2 separate regions of the Homo sapiens genome follow, and region 2 is linked to region 1. Evidence: chromatin contacts called from ENCODE Hi-C or POLR2A ChIA-PET data. All regions are on one chromosome and are shown on one strand. Each heading gives the region's core, a stretch centred on a gene start or an enhancer-like site at or near the end of the contact. The rest is flanking DNA. Distances are from core to core; before and after follow the strand shown.

Region 1 (3,816 bases), core at 719-3,218:
ATATTAAAACTATGTAAATTTTTTTTAAATAGAATTATTCAACCAAGAGGAGGAGTTGTTAAGAACTGTCTCTAAAACTAATATCTACCTCTACTTTGTGTGCATGGGTATATCTATTATTTCCTTCCTACAGTAAAGTCTTTTCTGTTGCACTTCCAAGGCCAACACTAAAGTAAGTTGCTAAGATAATTTCTAATGAACAAAAGAACAATAGAAGAAAGGGGAGTGAGTTTTTTCTCAAAGGTCACAAACCATGGATGAACGAATGAATGAATGAATGAATGAATACACAAATAGGAGCAAAGGAATGGTGTCAACAGTGAGTTTGTTGCTTTGCTGATACCACTGAGTGGTCAGAAAAGGGACTGTAGGGACGCTAATAACCATGCCAGAGTGCAGAACAGAGAGTGCCCAGATTTTGAAGCCAGCAAGGCCCAGGGTGAACTCCCAAAGGCCTCCCCACACTAGATCTCCTCAGCTGTGAAGTAGAAATCATAATGCCCACCATAAAAGATTGTTTTCAGGTTTGAATAAAATTGAGAGTCTTTTTACACTGGTTGACATGGAATAGGCTTTCAAAGGTTTTCTCTCTTTTTCTTTTAATGAGTTAGGTCAACATCAAGGTATTCACACTGTCTGAATTAACTGGGTGAGAACTGGGCATGGGGTGAGTTTTTGCTGTTTAAAAGCAAAGAGAGATGGAGGGAGGGAAAAAATTTTATCAGTGATCGCCTAAAAAGATTTTCTATGCTAGCCAGATAATTTTTGAAGGTTTTTTTGTTTTGAAGAATTTTGAATTTTTTTTAAATAAAGATATGAGGGTACCTAATACCTAATCAGCACTACATGTATAGAGTGATCACATATCTAAAAACAGGTCTGATCTCAAATATTCTGTTGCAGTGTTTCTACAAAACATCAACACCTCAATTTTAATAGTTCTTTTTGTATGGCCTGAAGTTGTAACTGGAACCCAAGTTTTATAGATGAAGTATCCTGATTTCTTATTTAGAAAATCTGGTCACCGTTAACTATGGGTTAATGAAAAGGAACTCTCAACCCCCAGCACAAATTCCTCTGCAAATTATTACTCAGGGCCTGAGATTCAGATTGACTGGTACTTTTTTTTTTTACTTAATCTAACACTTGTATGGCCCTGGCTCTGTGCCAGGCACTGTTGCAAGGGCTCTATAAATAGGTACTCACCACTGGGAGCAGTGGCTCATGCCTGTAATCCCAGCACTTTGGGAGGCCAAGGCAGGTGGATCACTTGAGGTCAGGAGTTCCAGACCAGCCTGGCCAACATGGTGAAACCCCGTCTCTACTAAAAATACAAAATTAGCTGGGCGTGGTGGCACTCGCCTGTAATCCCAGTTACATGGGAGGCTGAGGCAGGAGAATCGCTTGAACCCGGGAGGTGGAGGTTGCAGTGGCCAAGACTGTGCCACTGCACTCCAGCCTGGGTGACAGAGCAAGACTCCATCTCAGAAAAAAAAAAAAAAAAAAAAAAAAAATCAGAATCCTAAAAACATATTAAGAAGGTTTTATTTCTAACCTTATTATTTTGCAGGTGAGGAAACTGAGGCACAACAATGTTAAGTAATGAAGCCAGATTTGAACCTGGACAATCTGACTGCAGAATCAGTGCTCTTAACCATTGTTTCTTATTTAGCTTGCTACATGGCATAAGGCTCTTAAAGATAGTGACATGATGCAGGGTTTCTCAGGATACAATCTATAGACAGCATTGGAACAGCAGATGTTGCAAATGAGAAAGTCAAACTGAGTTAAGCACACCTCCAAACCTACAGGTGAGGCACTAAGCTCTGTGGTTTCCAAATCATCGAATGCTAGAGCTGAAGAGGGCCTCAGAGAGCAAGACTCCAGTCAAGGAAGAAAAAGCCAGACCAGAAACAATAAAAAGAAAACGAGCAAACAAAGGAGTCACAAAGAAACAGAACTGTGGCAAATGACGCATTAGACGAAGACCAGCAATTCCACCCACAGAGGAGATACCAGCGGGCCAAGTGTGAGTCAGAAGGGACTGGTGAGGACTTGCGCACCAGTGAGCCTACAGGGAGGGGCCTGCCATGTGGAAACAGGAGCTGTGCCTCAGCTCCTGCCATGTGGAAACAGAGGCCCACCATTGCCAGGTTCCCAATTTTTCAAAAAAAGCCAGATATTCACATTTTGTGTGAAAATTCCTGTTCTTGAAAGTTGGCAACTAATTCAAATCTGAGCTTAGGGGTAACCCCAGCCAGGCTAGCCCTATCAGGACAAGGACAAAGGTGTTCCTGTTTTTGGCTGTATCCCCATATGTCTGGCATATGGACTTTCAATAAATATCTGTTGAATGAATTAACTAAAATGATTAAAATACAACTTAAATGTAGTTCAAAAGATAAGGCTTCCTGACAGAATAGCAAAATTTGACAGTCACCCCAAACCCTGGGCTTTGTGAAATCCCAAATTGCTGTGGAACCTGGCTGAAGAAGGAGGACTTCGTAAGGAGAGATGGAGAAAGAAGTTTAACTGGAGCTTAAAAATAAAATGGCTCAGGAGCCCTCATATACAACCAAAACAGACTCAGTTTTTCAGCCCCACTTTCTGCCTCATCACCAAAGCAAGATGGGAGGACCTGCGGGCTCCACCTTCCCAACTCCACAGCTGTCCCTTTTGAGATGTTCCCTCTCAAGTTTAAGTAGATTTTACCAACTAAGTGTTATAGGATGCAGGGCACCACACCAGATAAACTTGTACCCACTCATGGATGTCAGCCCCAATCAAACTTAACAGCCTCGCTATGGTTTGAGGAGGTTCACTGATGTCATTTCTTTCTTTTCTTTCTTTTTATTTTTCTCTTTCTTTCCCTCTCTCTCTCCCTCCTTCCCTCCCCTTCCTTCCTTCCTTCCTTTTTCTTTTTGGAGACAGGGTCTCATTCTGTCACCCAGGTTGGTGTGCAGTGGTGCAATCGTGGCTCACTGTAGCTTCAACCTCCTGGGCTCAAGTGATCCTTCTGCCTCAGCCTCCCAAGTAGCTAGAACTACAGTTGCATGCCACCACGCCCAGCTAATTTTTATATTTTTTGTAGAAACAAGGTCTCACTATGTTGCTCAGGCTGATCTCAAACTCGTGGGCTCAAGTGATCCTCCTCCCTGGGCCTTCTGAAGTGCTGAGATTACAAGCATGAGCCACCATGCCCAGCCAATGCCATACCTTAGAGACAAGCTAATCACTCTTCCGGGATTTGAAGGAAAGGGTTTTCTTGAGTTTGTTCTTAGAAATAAACAATGTAATTTTAAGATACTTCTCTCTCTCTCTCTAAAATATTTTAAGGCTCACACTGCCTGCAGATTTTAGCAGGTAAAGTAAAAGTTCATTTGACCAAAAAAAAAAAAAAAAGAAAGAAAAAAGAAAAATTCCCTTAAAAGTTTCAGTACCTGAATATATGAATATTGGTATTTCCCTCTGAATATAAGACATCATAATGGTGATTCATTTAAAGCCTCGTGCAAGCCCAGAGATAGCAGGGTCTTGGGGCATTTTTGCTCCCAAGTGAGCAGATGGATTTCTCATCTGGATATGGGTCACTGAGCACAGCCTTGTCCCTCTCACTTCTCTGCGTTTGGTCTTCACATCACGGCACATTTTCAGTTGATGCCTACTTGCAGTATCAGGATGTGTGGCAATCTGGGAAGCAACATCTCTATCTACACACCCATATATGCATTTATAGTATTGAGGAGCGGCCAATCTCCTAAAATGTCTAGGCTAGTAATTGTATCAAATAACCTGTCCTATTAAGGCCATAAATAT
Region 2 (3,816 bases), core at 828-3,327, 420 kb before region 1:
AAAAGAAACTACCATCAGAGTGAACAGGCAACCTACAAAATGGGAGAAAATTTTCACAACCTACTCATCTGACAAAGGGCTAATATCCAGAATCTACAATGAACTCAAACAAATTTACAAGAAAAAAACAAACAACCCCAACAAAAAGTGGGTGAAGGACATGAACAGACACTTCTCAAAAGAAGACATTTATGCAGCCAAAAATCACATGAAAAATGCTCATCATCACTGGCCATCAGAGAAATGCAAATCAAAACCACAGTGAGATACCATCTCACACCAGTTAGAATGGCAATCATTAAAAAGTCAGGAAACAACAGGTGCTGGAGAGGATGTGGAGAAATAGGAAAACTTTTACACTGTTGGTGGGACTGTAAACTAGTTCAACCATTATGGAAGTCAGTGTGGCGATTCCTCAGGGATCTAGAACTAGAAATACCATTTGACCCAGCCATCCCATTACTGGGTATATACCCAAAGGACTATAAATCATGCTGCTATAAAGACACATGCACACGTATGTTTATTGCGGCATTATTCACAATAGCAGACTTGGAACCAACCCAAATATCCAACAATGATAGAGTGGATTAAGAAAATGTGGCACATATACACCATGGAATACTATGCAGCCATAAAAAATGATGAGTTCATGTCCTTTGTAGGGACATGGGTGAAATTGGAAATCATCATTCTCAGTAAACTATCGCAAGAACAAAAAACCAAACACTGCATATTCTCACTCATAGGTGGGAATTGAACAATGAGAACACATGGACACATTAAGGGTAACATCACACTCTGGGGACTGTTGTGGGGTGGGGGGAGGGGGGAGGGATAGCATTGGGAGATATACCTAATGCTAGATGACGAGTTAGTGGGTGCAGCGCACCAGCATGGCACATGTATACATATGTAACTAACCTGCACATTGTGCACATGTACCCTAAAACTTAAAGTATGATTAAAAAAAAAAAGTACTGTAACCAAATGGTGGGGTCCCTAGGCTATCGTTTAATAAGTAATGATTTTAAAATATTGAAAAAAAAATTTCCAAACCAACAATGAGTTTACAATTTTTGAAAACATGAAGGCTTGGTGCAGTGGCTCATGCCTGTAATCCCAGCACTGTGGGAGGCTGAGACAGGAGGGTCACTTGAGACCAGGAGTTCAAGACCAGCCTGGGCAACATAGCCAGACACTGACACCCCGTCTCTACAAAAAATTTAAAAATTAGCCGGATGTGGTGCTCAGGAGGCTGAGATGAGAGGATTCCTTGAGACCAGGAGTCTGAGGCTGCAGTGAGCTTTGATTGTACCACTGCACTCTAGCCTGGGTGACGGAGTCACCGGAAGGGAGACCCTGTCTCTAAAAAAAAAATTTAAAAAGAGCATATAAAATGGTGAACAAACTAACATTTTGTTAAATCATCAAAAATTTGTATTCTAATTCTCATATTCTTGTATCTTAGGAAACATCATTTTTGAAAAGGTGGCAAATGTAATAAGGTTTTAAATTTAATTTCGGCCGGGCAGGGTGGCTGAGGCCTGTAATCCCAGAACTTTGGGAGGCCTAGGTGGGCGGATCCCTTGAGGCCAGGAGTTCCAGACCAGCCTGGCCAACGTGGTGAAATCCCGTCTCTACTAAAAATGCAAAAATTAGCCAGGCATGGTGGTGGGCACCTGTAATCCCAGCTACTTGGGAGGCTGAGGCAGGAGAATCGCTTGAACCTGGGAGGCAGAGCTTGCAGTGAGCTGAGATCTGGCCACTGCTCTCCAGCCTGGGCTGGGCTACAGAGCGGGACTCTGTCTCAAAACAAAACAAAAACCATCTTAAGCAACTTTTAAAACAGCTACACAGTCACGGAATGCTAAAAAGTGAAAATTGACTGTAACATTGGTTCAATATGTGTGTACGTGTGTGGAAAGGGAGGAACTGACGTGCGCCACAGTCTGATTCCGGTAGATTCTTTCCGTCTTTCCCCTGAGATCTGAGGGTTTTGCAGGAAGCAGGGCTACCAGCAGCTTCCTGCGTATTCCCAATTCTTGCCAGCAGAGGGCAGCAAGGGAACACATATGAAAGGAGCCAGGTCCCACCCATTCTCGTCCTCGGAGCCCAGCAGGTGTCACACTTCTCAGCCCGTAACTTACACCTGGTCCCTCCAGAGCAAGGATGAGTGGATTCCAGCTCATGCCAAATTGTTGACCTTTCCTGCCATTTTAGCCGAGATTTACATCTTTCTCCTTAAAACTCAGATTTTAAAAGGGAGCCTATGAGAGGACCGTCCATCCAGGCTCCCGGGGCATTCAGCTCCATTCTGTTTCCTGGGACAGATTGCACAGCTAAGAAAAGCCAGAGAATATTACTCCTTTATTCTGTTCTTTTTTTTTTTTAATTCTCCAAAAGACCGTTCAATCCTTCTTCACTCTTCCAGGCCCAAGACTAGGCGTGTAGAGGAATGGTTGGTTTTCAGCCACCGCAGTTGACCTGCCTGCGTCTGCATCCCAGTTCTGATGCCGAGGAGCTGCATGACCTTGGCAAGCTGTTTGGCCTTTCTGTGTCTCTAGTTCCTTCTCTCCAAAATGGGCATTGTGATGGCCAGAATTGTGTCCACCACAATTCATAAGTTCAAGCTCCAACCCCCAGCACCTCAGAATGTGACTGTATTTAAAGAGGTGATTAAGTTAATAATAAAGAGGTGATTAGCTGATTCAGTCTGACGGGTATCCTTAAAGGAGAGGAGATTAAGCACACAGAGAGATGCCAGGGATGTGCATGCGCAGAGGGCAGCCACCCACAGACCAAGGAGAAAGGCCTCAGGAGAAACCAGCCTGTCCACACCTGCTCTTGGACCACCAGCCTCCAGAACTGGGAGAAAATACATTTCTGTTATTTAAGTCACCTAGTCTGTGGTATTTGGTTATTTTCCTATGGCCCTAGGAAACTGTTACAGGCATCATGAAAGAATATATACCTCATAGTGTTAATGAGAGCAACGAATGGAATGATGGATGTAAAAGGCTCTTAGTTGAGTACCTGGCATGGGATAACTGCTGAACAAATGTTTTCATTTTAGATGCCTACCCCTCGTGCTATTTGCCCATCTCTACCATTCCTGATAACTATACCAGACCACAGATAAATTCTTTGTAAAGAAAATATAAACCATCACAGAGGAAACATGAGAAAATTTCACTGCAAATTCTGCAAGCCCATTCTCCCCTTCGTCCCTCTTGCTAAAATATAGAAGGTATCTCCCTGAAAGGCCAATTTCTCCACATGTGACAGCTCAGATGCCTCCCAGCTCTTCAGTCTTTCCATTTATTTCTTGTAGTTTCCTCCACATCCTCCCGCAATGGCCGCTTCACTCTCTTCTCCCCTTTACTGTCCAGCTTCCTGAGTTACTATACGTGTATCTCCACCTACTCGCCTCATTCACTCTTTTTGTTTTTTTAAATTGTGAAATATATTTATACATGTGAGAATCTAACCTATTTAAAGAAGAATAATAAAGCAGGCTGGGCGCGGTGGCTCACACTTGTAATCTCAGCACTTTGGGAGGCTGAGGCGGGGGGAGTCACGTGAGGCCAGGAGTGTGAGACCAGCCTGTCCAACATGGCAAAGCCCCGTCTCTACCAAAAATACAAAAAATTATCCAGGCGTGGTAGTGCACATCTGCAGTCCCAGCTACTCGGGGAGGCTGAGGTGGAAGAATAGCTTGAATCTGGGAAGCAGAGGTTGCAGTGAGCCGAGATTGTGCCACGGCACTCCAGCCTGGGCAACAGAGTGAGACTCTGCCTCAAAATAATAATAATA

Evidence for each region. Hi-C counts contacts between places; a loop is a spot of excess contacts on that map. ChIA-PET counts read pairs that join two places held with the same protein, here RNA polymerase II (POLR2A). Pooled maps may share reads with other maps.
Region 2: a loop to region 1 is called in a pooled map, with 4 times the contacts of the local background. The contact joins two enhancer-like sites. A Hi-C loop is called at or near these places in 3 of 50 pooled maps. POLR2A ChIA-PET finds 5 or more read pairs at or near these places in 3 of 52 experiments (K562, activated CD8-positive, alpha-beta memory T cell and activated T-cell).

Annotation. Positions count from the first base shown.
Region 1 is chr1:116,554,768-116,558,583 of GRCh38, forward strand. All of the region lies in intron 1 of CD58 (CD58 molecule), which reads right to left. It overlaps LOC105378925 (a long non-coding RNA gene), which reads left to right. Exons shown (of 3, transcript XR_947739.2): 3 at 1-3,816. Among named protein-coding and RNA genes, the nearest start is that of MIR548AC, 3.4 kb to the right of the region's middle. RefSeq lists enhancers at 1,817-2,066, 1,840-2,134, 3,811-3,816. Within about 2 kb of position 1,969, at least 19 of the 41 ENCODE cell types and tissues checked have a DNase peak (open chromatin) inside an H3K27ac peak, as active enhancers do.
Region 2 is chr1:116,137,159-116,140,974 of GRCh38, forward strand. It overlaps MAB21L3 (mab-21 like 3), which reads left to right. Exons shown (of 8, transcript NM_152367.3): 8 at 1-991. Among named protein-coding and RNA genes, the nearest start is that of MAB21L3, 28 kb to the left of the region's middle. RefSeq lists enhancers at 1,802-1,851, 1,950-2,244. Within about 2 kb of position 2,078, at least 5 of the 41 ENCODE cell types and tissues checked have a DNase peak (open chromatin) inside an H3K27ac peak, as active enhancers do.